Linked DNA regions of Mus musculus: region 2 is linked to region 1. A link is a loop called in an ENCODE intact Hi-C map of the cell type or tissue named here. Cell type or tissue: left cerebral cortex. All regions are shown on one strand.

Region 1 (8,000 bases):
CTGTCCCCCGCACACCCGCCCGGGGATCCCCTCTGGACAGCAGTGTGGGGCGTGGGCGCCCGCGGCGCAATGCCTCTCCCTCGGACTGGAACCAGGACCATCCAGAGGAAGCCCTGGGGGCGTGGGGGCCTTGGTTGTAAATCAGTGAGACTGCAGCGTGGGAACTGTACTCTAGGGACCAGGGGGCGCCCCCACGCGTGGCCTGAGCGCCAGTCCTGAATGAGACTTGGGGTGCTGGGGAGAGAGGCTAACTGAGAAGCCACCACCAGCAGCCATGGTTTAGTACCGGGGACCTGGAGGGAGGGCCTGAGTGATCCTAGCCGAGAAGCCCAACACTAAAGAACCCCCAGGAAACGTCCCCCCTTCCCTAAGTCCTGCTCCAGCCTGTGGCCTCCTCCAGTGCCCCGGAGGCCGAGTGAAGGGCGCAAGCGCACTTAGGGACAATCTACAGCAACCGTGGTCCATCTGGCCCCGGTGTGGCTGTACGCGAGGTCCACGTGGTGAGCCCCGCAGCCAGAGTTCGGTCCACACTCTTTTCCACAGCCTTAGGAGACACCGCGGGAGCTCAGTTAGGAAATGCGGCAGCCATCTACAACTTACACTATTTGTGCTCGGAAGAGGGCGGCCACAAGGATCTTTCCTCCCTCTCCCATTCCCTCCTGGTGAACTCTTTAAAATAGCCGAGTGCACAAGGAAGAGGCCCAGGCCGGCGCCGGCGGGGGTCCTGGCTGGGCGCAGGCTGCTCTCCGGGCGGCGGAGCCCGGGGTGCTGGCCAGGGCCCCTGCGGGCCCCAGGCTAGGTGCTTGCCTTCCCCGGATTCCACACATTTCAGCCAGCCTCGTAAACACAATGAACCCGGCCGTTCCGCACACCCGTACCGAAGATTTAAGGTGGCAACTTGTTTACAACTGCCCCCCTCCCCGGCAGGCTGGGAGAAGAGGCGGCCCAAGACCTGGAAGAGAGGGGACGTCCTCTCCCGAGAATAATTTTTAAGGGAGCAGAGATTTCAAGCTCAACGAAAGCAGAACCGGCTGCCAAAAAAGGAAACCACCTTTACTTTGGCTCCCTCCCCTCTGTCTCTCTCCGCCTCTCTCCACTCCGCCTCCCCCTCAAAGAGGTTAAGAAATGTGGCAACGCCGAACTTTAGGCTGCAACCGTGGGCAGGGGCGCGGGAGAAAGGCGCTGGGGCCGAAGGCAGTGCCGCATTGCGGCCGCCCTGGAGGTGGTCCACTCAGGACGGTTTCCAAAGCTCCGGAAAAGGCACACCAGGGAGGGCGTGTGCGCGCGCACACACCACACACACGCACGCACACACACAGGCACCCCTCCACCCCCTGCGGACCTCAGACAGCCCTTTCCTCCAAAGTCCGGAGGGAGGGTTTGAATTTTTCAACCTTCACTTGTCTGCTGCTTTCTCAGGAGTGTGTGTGTGTGTCTGTGTGGCAGGGATCCCAAGGAGGAAGAAGAGGGAAAAGTGAAGAGGGAGGAGGGGACAGAAGTGCACCTTGGAAATCTGCTCCAGAGCGAAGGCGGCGTCGCAGTAGCTGGGCCGGTGCAGATAGTCCCGGTCCGGCGCGGCGCGGTGCGGTCCCCCGGTCCGTCTGCGCCTCCCGCCGCCGGCCTGCCTGCCCAGGGCCCCGGCGGCGTTACCAGCCGAGGCCATGTTGCCGCCGCCGCCGCGGGCTCCGGGCGCGCCTGGGCGCTCGGCTCGCGAGGACGCTGCTGGCCGCCGGGGACTCCGGCTCCGGGTGACAGACCCGCTGCTGCCGCTCACACGGCGGGCGCTGCGGGTGCTGCGGCCGTGGCCGCTGCCGGGGACTCAGACCCTGCGCCTTCCATTGCCACATTGCGCGTGAGTCCCGAGGTCTTTGCGGCCGCCGCTGCCCACATCCAGCTCGCGGGAAGGCGAGAGCCGGCGCTTCCAGGGCGCGCCTCGCGGTCCCCAAGTCCCCCCCAGACGTCCCCGCCCCGCGCCGCGACCCCTTCACGGCAGAAGGCGCGCGCAGACCCCCGCCGCTCGCGCCGGCTCCCTCGGCGCCCGCTGCGGGCGACGCGACGGTACCCGGCGAGTCTCAACGATGCCGGGCCGGGGCTGCCGCTGCTGCTGCTGGTGCTGCTGCGGCTGCGGCTGGAGTTGGCGGTGGCGGCTTCTGAAACGGCTGGTCGCTCTCTGGCTGCTGGGTTCGCGGTGGCTGCTCGGTCCCGGACTCTGCTTTCTTGTTCTCCTCACCGACCCGCTGGACCATTCTGCCCCCGCGCCGCGCGCTTCTTTCGCTACCGGGACCTGGGGACTCCGCTCTGTGTGTGTGCAGCGGGCAGCGGCCGCAGCAGCTCCTTGACTCAATAGATGAGATGGAAGAAGAAAAAAAAGAACTCTCTCCATTTGGAGAAAGAGGAGGAGGAGGGGAGGGGGTGGAGGGGGAAAGAGCGAGCGAAAGAGAAAAAGGCTGGAACTCCCGCCCCCGGGGCTGTCAGATGGCTTGGGTTTCTGCAACGCGATTGGCTCTTGGAGGGCAGAAATTACTCAGCAAACATGACTATTATTAGCTGCTTAGCAACAGCTCACCAAAGTAGAGAGACCACCCAGGTAGGCAACCCCCGTGTGTGCATCCCAGGCTTGGGGGTGGGGGGGCGCTCGCTCAGCGCCAACCCTCTCGCATGCAATACTTCCATTAAGGAATGCTCCCCCCTCCTTTCTTTCTTATTTCTTTTCTTTTCAACAGTGTCTTCTTTTTCGAGACGCCTTTTGCGAGCGCGCGCGCACACACACACAGACACACATACACACGCACACACTCACACGTACAGGAGCATTTGCCTCGCAATAGACATGAGGGATAGGTAATATATTTTTTTAAGCGCTTAAACAATTTCTGAGATTCCTCAAAGAAAACCCTTTTAGAGGCACTTTGGCCTCAAGCTGCAGCAAATACTGGGAGGTCCGGCTTGAATTCCCAGGCCTGCACCAATAATGACAGGGTGGTGGATAGTGCGCCAGTGTGTGCCAATTTTTTTTTCTCCTCTTTTCTTTTATAACCAAAGGCAAGACTTAGACTCTCGCAGGGAACAACGCCTCGTATTAAGATAAACAAAATGGAAAGTTAAAGAGGCGAGCAAGGATGTTGGGAAAAGCCAGCCCTTTTAAAAACCCCTCTCACTCCTCTATCGCCCCCCTCCAATACACAATACAGTCCAATTTGAAAACGTCTATAAGGAGACTCCAGACAAGTCTGCTATTTTATTTGAATTTTTAATATATAAAAAGCAAATCTTTTCAGCAGGCCAGAGAAATGGAAATGAGAGATTTCCTGATATTTGGAATTCGTCTGGATCCTCATTAATTAATCACATTCTTAAAGTCAGTTTTAAACTTTAAAACAAAATAAAGCTCGATACACACCCTGTAACATTTAATAGCGTGACGTAGAAGAGAATAAAGGCTTTGATGTGGAATTCATTTTAAACAAATTGTTCATAGAGCGCTACGATTTGTCCTGATATTGTGTCCAGTGTCACCAAGACATTCAGGGGATTCACAACAACAAACAACAAGAAGAAGAAAAATGCGTAGTGGGGAGGGGAGTGAATGTTGGAGCCAGCAACAAATTAAACTGTCTACACAACTACGCTCTTTAAGAAAAAAAAAAAATAACACTTAAGAAAGCACATTCCATTCTCCAATAAGTTTTGAAGTTCCTCCTCCCCGCAGTAGACACCAGACCCAGAAACACGGGATTCTGCTACGTCCTATTATTTTTCTTTTCCGACTTGAACTGCAGAAGGAACCGGAGTAGTGAGGAGTCAAATGAACCCGTGAAATGGGGCAGTGTGGCTTTAAGATGCACACGGTGTGTGTTCATTGAAGAAAAAAAAAAAAAAAAAAAGAAGAAAGAAAAGGAAAGAAAGAAACCCAGATGGAGGGAAAGGGGGGGGAGGAGTGGGGGAGAAGGCGGAGCCTACTCCACCACGTGACCTGGACCGAGAGGCCCATGCGCGCACCCGCGTTAGTGCGCGTCCGCGCCCGCGCGTTCCTGTCTTCGGCCTGCTCGTGATGCGGACGCACAGGTAACAGGGTCCGCGCGCGAGGCCAGCACGCCCCAGCCCTCATCACAGTGCGCACAACCTTCCCTGGCCCCGGGCAGTGTGCGCGCCCTACCGCCGCGGACAGACGTGCCGGACACGCCGTAGTACATTCCTGAAGGCGGCCCGGCCCCCTCGCGTTGCCCAATGAACGCGCGGCTTCTCAGCTGCCAGCCAATGGCTGCGTTCCGGCCCTTCCATTCAGCGGCGCCGGCTGCGGTTAGACAGGGGCCGCGCAGGGGCGCGCGGCCACCGGCGGAGCACACGGCTTTTGGGGCTGGCGGTGGAGGGTGAGGTCTCCCCCACCCCCATCGCGTTGCGGTCCTTCATCGCTGCCCAGCCTGCCGCCCCTCTAGCCTCGTCTCCTTCCGGGCTTCCCTAGGACGCCTTGCCATCCTGAATCCCAAACCCGCAGAATTCGTGTGGTTCCTAAAGTGGGGTGATGAATCTGAGCGAACAGAGACCAAGTAGAAGCATTTGGGGGTGTTCACGGGGTAAAGAAGAGGACCTGGGTGTTAGGCCAGCTCGGAAATTCAAAACTTCTAACACCAGGGAGCACGTGATTTTTCGAAAGACTGACTTTCGGAAGAACTGAAAAATCCTGAAAAGGCATGCAGGGGAGGGGAAAGACACTAACTACCTTAACGTCGAGTAACGTGCTGGAAGCATGACTGTTAAGATAGTTGGTTGTCAGCATAAGGTAGAAAGGGGGTGAACTACTATTAAGCTTTCACATTTCATGCTCTTGGAAATTGGGCTGTTTTTTCGAAAGTTGAGGGTGATATCCCGAGTTCAAAGGTCAGCCTGGGTTTTTGTTTTGTTTTTAATTTGAAGCTGGTTGTGTGTATGGCATCGCTCTATAGACGTTGTCTTTTCAAATTCCTTACAGTATTTTACTCCTAAGCGTGTACTGTTTCCCTCTTCCAGCTTTTTACTTCTTGGGTTGCAGTATAGCTGTTTGGATTCTAGAATGAAACTTTAGCCCAGCTATGCAAAGCCTCTTCCACTCGGGCGCTTTTCCCTTGGTTTGACTTAATTCTTAAACGTTTTGAACATGGAACCCCGAGGTTTGCAGCGCTCTGCGACCCCTCGCCCGCTGTTTGATAGGTTAACTTTTCAGCATCCCAGACAATGGTCCTGACCTGTAAACTCTACCCGTAGGTTTCAGGACGCAACCCCCAGGCTCTCTCTAACAAGCGCTATCTTAATCTCCCCAGCCCCCACCCGCCGCTTCCCCTGTGGTCTGCTTTTTTCATAGAGATGAATTACTTTGGGGATCTAATTGGCCTTGTTTCTGTAACGTTTTAAGAAAGGGAAGAGGAGCCAGTCTAAAAAGACTGCTCGACTTGGGTGGTCAGGGCTGAGGCTGCCCCCAATTTGCCTCATTGCTGATGCATGTGAGTGTGACATTCCCAGCGATAATGTTGTTCCTAATCAATCTACCCTTATTTACATTTGTAAGCTTTGTCGGCTTTAATATGCATGCCCTGTGCAGGGGACCGCTGAGCCACACCGGGTTTGTTAACTTCCAGCTAACTGCAAGGATTCCACAGACCTGAGAGGCAGAGTGGAGGAGACAGGCCTGCTAAGGTGTCTGGCAATACAGTCCCTTTGAGGGTCTTTCTGCCTGGTGGCTCCCCAAATAACGGAGAGCTTAGGGCCTTGACCAGCAGGAGCTGCCAGTCTCTGTGAAGCCAGAGCTGAGTGACCATCCACTCTTCCAAAGGAAGTTCAATAGAAAATATAAACTGTCATTTTTCTTCCCATCATGACCCAGGACAGATTCCTTCAATGTTCTGGATTCCCTCGCTGTCTCCTCTCCTCTCTGTTCAGTGCTTCAGATATCCATAGCCCTACCACACACAACTCAGAAATGACATCAGATTGTCCAAGTGCTAGGATGACACTTGAGATAAAGCATCTGTCCTTTGAGTTAGGATGTTCCAATGGTTTGAAATTATTAGTGCCAAACATGTTGAGGTTTAACTTTTCACTGACTTCTCAGAACTCTAAGAGTCTTTAAGATCCTTTATCATGTAGCTCATTTCTGCAGCATATAGAGGTAAAGATGTTCCAGCCATTTGACCCTAGGCTTAGTCATAAAGTTCCCCCCCCCATTAAGTTCAGCAGCCTTTCAGAAATTCAAAGAATTGCAAATATGATACTAAATTCTACAGTATTTTTATTGCAAGGAGGGGATATAGAGAGGAAGTGGGTGTGATGCTTTGTGTATGGATATTACAAAGGTAGCAGAAAGATGGTGGAGGTGGGGATGTAGTGTTCTACATATGGATGGGTAGCCCCGGATACAGGACAGGAGTGATAGGATAGGGCCTGGGCAACTCTAAGGCAGCTTGGATAAGAGTTAAATCTTAAGCCAATCTGCCACCATCTTACCCCATTTTCTTCGTAGAGACCAATGTTTTATTTGCTCATTGGCAACCTGTGATTTATACAGACTGTGCAAGGAGAAGGCAAAAAAAATGAGCCTAAAAAGGTTTCAGGGAGGAGGTAAGGAAAGATTCAGAAACTCAATCATGTAAAACCACTGGGCTTGACTCTCTTCACATCTCTCCACTTCCAGTTTCCTGTCCTTACTAACCCCCCCCCCCAACACCACTACCCCCCCCAGGCTGAAGGAAGGGGAACTGCCCTAGCCAACTTGTCAAAATAATGCTGCTAATTACCTCTGATCTCCTTTAATGGGAAGCTGCTCCCAACTCCACAAAGGAGTAAATGAGAGGTCCACAGCACAGACCCAGGAGCTTACAGTGAGCTGGGGGTGGGGAGGGCAGCCAAGAGGAGGTGCCCTGCAGAAGGTCCCAGAAATGCCTGAGTCAATCTCTGCAGGTTTAAATTCTTGAAGAATTAGCTTTTTGCAGTACCAAAAGCTACTGATATTCTTTTGCTAAGAATGTCATCAAACTGCAGAGCCCTCAATGAACTTGTCAGAAAGATCAATATGGACCCCTATACCCAGTCCCCGCCCCTCTTCTCTAAATATCTCCTTCGCTACATTGTCCCACTCTTAATGGATAGAGATGTGTTCTTGAGACACTCAGATCCCAGGCATTTTTCCCTTCCATACCTCTCTGTGTCTATTATATCTGTACCCTGCTCTGACTCTGGCAAAAAACAAAAACAACAACAACAAAAAAACCCCACACACAGTGCATTTCAATGTTCCCTGTCTTTCCCTGTCTTTGGTCCTGGGTGAAAAAGAATCTGAGCAACATGATCCCTTTGACCCACTGCTGGAGCAAATTTATTAGAGATATAGGCATGAGAAATGAAAGGGAAGTAAAACAATTCCAGCTCATTGTGTGTCTTTCTTTCATACTCCTAATCCGGTTTACACATCACGCCTACACATCTCAATGGGGCATTATACACTGTGGCAAAGGCTGTAGAAAATAAAAGGTATGTGTATGGGGCGGAGGCAGAACAGGGAAGGTGGGCATTTTAATCCATATTTATCTTACAAATTCCTTATCTGTAGACAATCCAAAGCAATCTGTTAAACAGTCTCTTTTCACAAAACAGTTCCAAATGGTGCTAACTCCTGTTCAAACAGCTTGTCAGATTATGACAAAAATCTATAACCAGAAATTAAATACACTTTGCACAATGAGTTTAAAAATAAGGCCAATGCTCAAAATGAGAATTGGTGTATTAAGATGGCAAAGTCTATTGGTGTCACCTTAGTTCAACATTTTAATTTTAAAAGACCATGGATTCAAAGGCATTTTATTGCCTGGTAGAAGGACTCTGGGTGACAACTGGAACACACACATTCACAATGGAAGGGCCCTTGTTTTACAACACAGGACACAATGCACCTGAGGCAACAATGTATTCTGAAGAACCACCCAGAAATAATAAGTTACAGTAACAAAGGATGACACCAAAAAGCATTGTCT
Region 2 (8,000 bases), 330 kb before region 1:
GGTCAACATTCTTAAGACACCTCTGTGGTACATATGTGGTATTATCTTTACTGTTGTTGTTTCCTAATATTTTCTTTGAACTTCATAATGAACATAACCATATGGCTTTAGCATTCATATGTAACTTCCAAGTATTGTATTAATGGAGAGAAATGCTGGAAACATGACATTTTCCAGCTCACCAAGGAGAAATGCAAATTAAAGTGGAAAGAAAGTAAAACCCAATACTTTTATTTATTCAGACCTCTCCTGCTCAAAATGGAGTTAAGGCAGCTTCCAAAACAGAATGGCAGAACTTGGCAGGAAGATGGGCAAGGAGCTTAGGTAATATCCAGCAAACTGTCCCTGAGGTTCCTGTTCTGGCTAAGGAGGACCCCAAAACTCCATGCCATGAGAAGGATGACAAGAAACAAGGTGCCTTTGTCTGACCATTCCTGACATTGGTACCAGAGAGAAGTAAAACTGAGGGAAGAAATAGCCAGGTCCCAGTCAGCACAGCAGTGGATTTACAGGGCTTTTTCTCTTGATGCCCCCCCCCCATAGGGGTGGATATCATCTCAGCAGATCTACATGGTAAGAGGTCATGCCTAGAGCACAGGAAGATGGAGTCCTTTACAGGGCCAGCTTTATAGAGGTCTGACTGGACCTAAGCATGAACTCAGCCACATCCCCCACCCCTCCCCAGGAGAAGTTTCATCATCCATAGTCTGGGAAATGGGCATGAGCCTGTGGTAGGTGTGATTGTTTTGTTTTTGTGTTGTTTTTTGTTAGCACAGCACCATTAGTTAGCCTCCCTCAGCTCCTTATTGAGGATCATGAGCTTACAGCAAAGAGCACAGTCCAGTAGAGGAGCCCTTGGCTAGGGTCCATGTGCCCAGGCTCAGCCCTTAGTGCTAAAGTACAGGGGAAGGGGACAGCAGCATCTTACACACTGTCCACTAGCCTGGGCTCGCAGAGCATTCTGGGTAGCATTGATGAGGTCAGGGCAGCACTTACAAACAGGAAAACAATCTGGGCAGGGAGCTAAGCCTGCGGTGGCCTACCCGGTGTGATCCATACTTCTGTCCTGAAAATTGGGCTGCAGGATTATATCCACCTGACAGGGCTGAAATCTCCCTCAGAAAGAAACTAAGGCCTCCGTCATAGCACCGATGAAGAAGACAAAAAGAGTATGCTTTCTTCTAAACTCAGAGAAAACAACACCTAAGGTGTGTTACATTCAGTCAAAATTTAAAGCTGTAACACTCGGTCAGGGTCAGTTTTAATTCTGACTTGTTCCTGTTGCTTCATCTATAGGTAACTATATCTGCAGACCCTGCAGACACCCTCTGTCCTGACGTTTTGTTTTGTTTTATTCTGTTGCTCAGACTGTCCTAGAACTCACAATCCTGCAACAGTCTCTCCAGTGCTGATGCTATAAGCCTGGCATAGGTTAGTAACAGAGCCCTTAGATCCTTTGGGAGCCAAAGTCCTTGGCTTCTCTCTACAGATGGTTCTCCCTTGCCTTTGCCCAGGGGAGCATAATTTGCTGTCTGCTGGAATAATTAAAGGGCTCCCTATGTTTGCCCTACAGGGCTTCCTGTGGACTCTCCTCATTCCTCTGTGTTATGCTTCGTTCACCAAATAGAAGCAGGAAGAGAGCACCCACCCAATCAGTACGAGATTGGCATCAAGACCCTTTTCCCGTGAGAGAATAACTTCCTCTTCCACTAAAAAAAAAAAAAAAAAAAAAGATTGAAAGAGAAAACCAAAAAATACTTTCTCTGTGAAAATAATCTCCAGTTTCTGTATTTAGCAGGGCTTTTGTTTAAAAGCAATGGCATTTCCTTAGGCTCTGAATTTTTCTTTGACTGTTATGAACTGCTTTGACAAAAAGTTTCTTAGAAAAACTTCCTTTCCAAACATGCCTGTCAACTAGCTGAGGCATTTAAAAAGATATAATCCAAACATAAAACAGTCCATTTTTAAAGGATATCTTGAAAGTACGTTTGTCACTCTGGAGTATGCTAGACTATCTGTCCCTGACTGCAAATTTTCAATGTGTTTAAAGGTTTCTCCATAGTCTACTGACATTTGCATTAACTCATAAGCAAGAAGGGATTTAAGTAGACACCAGAGAAATTTATTCAGGTTGTGTTGAACAATAAGAACATTAATTTTTCTAGTGTTATATCCTTCATTCTGGGTTAAATTCAGCCCTCAGCACCAAGATGTAATTTGAATTAGTGGTATATAGGGACCTTTTATTTTCTTTTTCTTTTTTTTTTTTTAAGATTTATTTATTATTATATGTAAGTACACTGTAGCTGTCTTCAGACACACCAGAAGAGGGAGTCAGATCTTGTTACGGGTGGTTGTGAACCACCATGTGGTTGCTGGGATTTGAACTCTGGACCTTCGGAAGAGCAGTCGGGTGCTCTTACCCGCTGAGCCATCTCACCAGCCCGGGACCTTTTATTTTCAATTTTTGTTTTTTAAGTCATTTTAGAAATGTGTCCCTCTTTTTTTTCTTCAAATGTAAAAGTCTGTGTTTTTTTACAAATGGTGATATTCCAGCAGTTAGAGAAAGTGGAGTTAATTAGAGACATAATCATTATAAGATTAAACCACCCTTAAACTGGATACTGTGTGTTCCTCTGTCCCTGTCTACTTGTATTTAACTTAAATAAAATTTTATTACATTTATTTATTTATTACTGTATGAGTGTGTGCCAGACAAGTGCCATGGAAGGAGTGTATCGTTGCTTCTCTCCTTCCACCATGTAGACCCTGGGATTGAACCAAGGTCGTCAGCTTAGGAGCAGGAGCTTTGATCCACTGAACTCTCACTCTAGCTCCCTTCACTGTTAAGACATCGAATATCTGTTGTGTGTTAGGCCCTGTTTTAATGTCTAGACAAAAATCAAGAAAAACAAACAAACAGGATAGAGCCATTCCAGGAGCTTAAAGTATCATCAGGGAGATAGATATTTAATCAGTTAATAATAAAAATAAATAACAAGGTGGCAAGATGGCTTCGCAGGTTGAAGGTGATTGCTGCAAAGCTGACAGCCTAAACTTTATCTCATATCCCACGAGGTAGGAGAGGCCTGACTTGCACATTATCCTCTGTCTCTACACACATGACATGGCATGTACACACACACACACACACACACTTCGCCCCACCTACATACCCACATGGTAGATTAAAAATTAATAGCCATAAAAATCGTGCCGTACTGAGTAAGCCTAATATAAGATGAGGGCTTGATTTCAGTTTAACACTGGCTCTTCAGACATACGAAATGCAAAGTGTAAGTGCGTTTTATAAAATATGCAATGGAAATGATGAGTGTGTGTGGGAGGGGTGTGAGATACGCGCTTTCAAGATCTGAAACTTAACCCTGCTCTAATAATGAGGCCTCAGTGACAGAGTTGCAAAAGGTGATACAGGCAGGGTGCTACTAGAATACTGGGGACTATTGGACTTTGAGCTGGATAGGGAGGAGAAACCTTTCAGACATGATACTTCAGGTAGAAGCCAGAGGCAGGCCATGCGTTTCCAGTAAAGCAAAGGGATGGGATTGTAATTTCCTTTGGAAAGACTCTCATGGCTTCTCTATAGAAAGGACTATGGGGCAAGGGGACACATTAGGGGACCACTCAGTCTAAGTCAGTGCTCCTGCGCACTCCGGGGCTGGGCAGGGCTAAAAGGGGCTGTTGGTGAGGACCAGAGCTCTAGATTTTGGTTCCTAAGATATTACCAGTGGCTCTGTGGGGGTTATGGATTTGAGCACAGTTTCACATACACATGTGATTTGAGATTACAACGAAATGAAAATTGTAGGACCAAGGGGGAGTGGGAGGGGGGAAGCCTTTAAATGCTTTAAATGCTATCCAGCCATAACAAGTTCTTATAAATGTCTGTGTACAGCTTAATTTGCAATAGTTACCTTTCTTACTAATAATAAACTCTTTGCGTTGAACTCCTTATGTTAGTGTTCCTAAGGGTAGTAAACACCCAAGGGGAAAAATTAATGATCAAAGGCAGTGTCTGCCAGGATGGATGTATATTGATTCTGGAATTGTGAGTAGCAGCAGGAAGCTTGAATACTTCAAAGTTATCTTTCTGTTTAAAATTAAGTAGATTTCTGCATGTTGTTGATAATTTTTACCGATTTATGTGTGTGTGCTTCCCCGCTTTCCAAAGCATTACATATTTCTATGCATTCCCCTTAAAGCAGGGTAAAGTTGGATGTGATGGTTGTACCTGTATGTAAGACCGCTTAATATACGTAAGATACTTAGCAAATGAACATGCATTTTTGTACCTGGATAGTGAGGTACAGAACTGACTGCATCCACTTACATTCTAGAGTTTTGTTGTTTTTGTTTGGTTTACATTTCTGGAAATACAAACACTGCTAAGATTCCCCTACACAAGCAGGCCTGTTGTCTATTTTAGGACATAGCCATCTTTAGTGGCCACACGAGGGTCTGGCTGTGCTTGGGAATGGAGGGTACAATAAAGTTTTCCATTCTGATGTCTCATTAAGCAGCTCCTCTTTGTGTAAAGTACTCCATGGCGAAGTTGCTTCTATTTAAAGTCCGGAGTTTGATCTTGCCTTTGATCCAAACCTTTTGATCTTGAAAGAAGGATGGAGTAGCAATAAAGAGGGCCCGACAGACTTTTTTTTTTTTTTAAAAGAAATGTGATAAAGTTAAAGGGCAGCAGAGTCAGCCAGCCCAGGCAGCACAGCAGCCTCTCCTCAGGCCTGGCTGGCACAGACGGACAGAGGTACATGGGGCGAGTCCATCCTTAACTGTGGAACAGGAGGACCCCCCTTCCATGTGCTTGGTGACACGTGAACACTGGACTCCCTAGGTCACCTGCCACCTTGGTGGTGCTGGCAGAAAACTTACTTTCCCTCGGAATCCCGAGCTCAGGGTCCCTCCATTCCGTAACCCGAGCCTCTGACTAGACCCGGGGGAGTGTTGTGCTCGTGGGTGGATGGATGAATGCATGGATGGATGGGTGGGTGGGTGGGTGGATCTATGGGGCGAGGCGCGTAGGGGCACAGGTCAAGGCAGAGGGTGCTTTCTGAGAACAATAACAGCCAGGACCTGGGAGCCTACACCTTTAAGGCAGGCCCCGCCCCGCCCGCGCCCGCCGGCCCGCCAGCCCGCCTGCTCGCCCGCCCGCCCCCGCCGAGGTGTCGCGCTTGTGGCGCTGGGCTCGGTGAACTTGACTTGTTCTCCCCACAGGCGCTGCAGGAGGAGCGCAAGGCCGAGGACTGCTCGCCGAGTAGGCTCGCACGGCAAGTAGGCTCCGAGGTAAGTACCAGCGGGCAGAGGTGGCAGCAGCACCGGCTGCTCAGGTGAGGCGGACCCCCGTACCTCGGCCTGCTTGAAATGCTGTTGGGTTTTGACTTCAGGTGGCGAAATGGATTCGAGTCAACCGCAGACCCCGAAAACGCAAACGAGGGAAGCGAGAAGTCGCCTTTGAAAAGGTAGGAGGCCCTGGAGGGTGCTGCTGGGAGGAGCTCCTGTGTGCTGCTGAGCCCAAGATTCAGTCTCCGCTAGAACAGCGTTTGGGGAGTTTGTGCTTTCCAGCAAGAAAGCTTTACTTGTGTGGGAAACAGATAAACAGCGGTGTCCGCCTTGACCGGGATGGGGGGCTGTCACGTGTTCCGTACACTGCAGGGGTGCCTCGAGAAACGAAAGCTTCCAGGCAGACATCCACAGGCAGGCATCAGCACATGGGCCCACACAGCCAAACCCCTATCAGGAATCCTGTGGGAACTGGAGACCGGCAGTGTGAGAAGTGGGCAACTTCAGACATGCCAGGACCAATTTTCCTTTTTGCTCAGCATTTTTCCTCCTGAATTTGGAATTTTAATAGTTACTTTGTAGACCTTGCTCGCTGCTTCCTGTTGTGAATGCGTGGGGTTGAAACTTGTGATAATTTGAAATCAGGTGAGTAGCCTGTTAGCCCTTTTTCTTACTTACTGGAAAGGGGGCAAATGTTAATGACATGTTTTGGTTTTGTCAATTTTGCTTAAATATACTTTTGCAGTTGGGCGGGCAGGAAGACAGTTATTGCACTAAGGGACTAAAATAGCGGTGTGTTGTTCTGCTGCTGGGATAGATGATGAATCACTGGGCTCTGAAGCCAAATCCTCGCTGATAACTATGCTACCAGCTCCTGTGTTGCCTTAGTATGGGCATTGAGCGTCTGAGAACATGCACAGAGCTCACGGTAATGGTGATGTGAAGTTTCAGTATGCACTTGAGGGCACTCAGGGCCACTCAGAAGAGACCAGGCAAAAGAACTAGCTAGGCATATTGCTGGAGACATGCAAGGGGCTCAAATTATGTGAGAGTGCTCTCCCTCCCAGCCTTGTATAGAGCAAGCTGTGTGTGTGTCAACTAAGTTAACAGTGATAAGAAACCAACTCTTAAACTTACGGCTTTGGAGCCATACCTTAGATGCTATGGCAGGTTGTGATTGTTGTTCTCTCACAATTTAGGTGGCTTTAAAAGGTTTGTGACTAATGAATGAGATCATAAAATAGCTAAAGAATGAAAACATGGTATGCCTAGCACTTGAACAAATGTTTGTAGGTATAATTATTAAGCAAGAAATAAGATCATCCACACATGGAAATAGGAGGCATTATCGAGTACTTGGTAATTCCACTACCAAAATCTGAAGCAGTAACTGTCTCTAAGAATTGGGGAGGCAAAAACAATGGAGGCCTCCATCTTCCAGTACAGTGGAAGCTCTCCCCCAACCATCCCTTCATTGTGCCCAGATAGGCCCACTGGAAAAACCACCTCTGACTTTGTTCCTAGACAATGTGGGTAGTGGTTTTAAAGAACTTGAAGCTGAATTGGATGGCCTTCCCTTCTAGGAGTGCAAGGACATCTGGTGTGCCCAGAGATATGTGTTTGTGTGGTATCCCCACCTCTTTTCCCCCCCGGCTAGCCCAACAGGCACTTTCCCTGTCACACCTGGGAGAAGAGTCTGACAAGGAAGGCAGGCACTGTGCAGGACCAGGTGAGCAGTCAGATCTGTGACCCAAGGGCATTAGAGTGCAACCTGAAAGGCACAGGACCTAGGGGATTACTGAGGTGAGCGTTCATGCCAAGTCTGGTGCTAGGACTTGATCCTGTTGCTGGGGGGCCTTGAAGTAGGTCGCTCACTGTTGATTCTGATAAGTTGCCTGGCTTGTACCTTAATACCCAGCACTCAAGAGGCAAAGGCATGAGTTTAAGGCTAGTCTAGTCTGCATAGTTTCAGGACAGCCAGGGCTGTGTAAAGAGATCTGTCTCAAAATAAAATAAAAAGGAAAACAAAATTTGAGATGTCTGCTGGGCCACAAGCAAGTTAACACATGTACTTTCTGTGCCCCACTGTGCATGTGTCTGCGTTCACTGGTCTAGCAAGACTGAAATAAGAGTGTTCATGTCAGGCATGCATGTTCTAGACCTAGCTGTTGTCTGCCCCTTTGTCTTCTTTGTCCTTGCCCTCTCCCCTGATGACCAGATGTCCTCTCTCCATGTCCTCCATTCCTCAAATGTCCCCCACTTGAGGCTCTCAGAAGTCAACCCAGATCAGACCAAACTGGACTGGGCTAGGTGGATCTGGCCGAATGGTCTGTGGACTAGATCCGAGTGACTTCAGCTAAGTGGCCGGTACTAACTATGCTAGGACTGCAACGTTTTCCTTCCATGGGTGGAGGCGGCTCTTACTGCCTGGTAAAAACAGAACTGTTGGGATAACTTGAGAAAGGAAAACAGCCACGGCAGGCAGCAGGCCAGGATCCGAGCTGTGTGGAAAGAATGCCATTTTATGGGAAACATTTTGTTTTACCCTTAAAGAAATCATCTCAGGCACTAAATGATGGGCATAGTCTGATGGAGCTTGAAATATTAGCTGAGAGTTTGAGCCAGAAAAGCAGTGCAGTGAAGTCTGAGCTGTGAAGAAGCAAATGGAACAAGCTGAGTGACTTTGC

Evidence for each region. Peaks named below come from ENCODE experiments on the same cell type or tissue, not always from the same donor. Only the 100,000 strongest peaks of a DNase experiment are listed, where the experiment ranks them.
Region 2: it touches region 1 in a loop (3-fold over the local background); 4 of 42 quality-filtered maps call a loop at or near these places.

What each region holds. Positions count from the first base shown.
Region 1 is chr13:63,563,858-63,571,857 of GRCm38, forward strand. It overlaps Ptch1 (patched 1), which reads right to left and starts at 1,878. Exons shown (of 24, transcript NM_008957.3): 1 at 1,505-1,878. The coding sequence starts at 1,663. RefSeq lists enhancers at 2,437-2,616, 4,925-5,986. In left cerebral cortex, CTCF peaks have their summits at 140 and 4,272; DNase peaks (open chromatin) are centred at 1,073, 1,476, 1,715, 2,485 and 2 more places; H3K4me3 peaks cover 4,950 bases; H3K27ac peaks cover 4,663 bases.
Region 2 is chr13:63,234,840-63,242,839 of GRCm38, forward strand. Aopep (aminopeptidase O) reads left to right here. Exons shown (of 16, transcript NM_001289926.1): 12 at 5,248-5,316; 13 at 5,418-5,492. Among named protein-coding and RNA genes, the nearest start is that of Gm16907, 58 kb to the right of the region's middle. In left cerebral cortex, no CTCF peak of the experiment used is centred here; DNase peaks (open chromatin) are centred at 4,891, 5,252, 5,612, 6,132 and 1 more place; H3K4me3 peaks cover 3,566 bases; H3K27ac peaks cover 3,999 bases.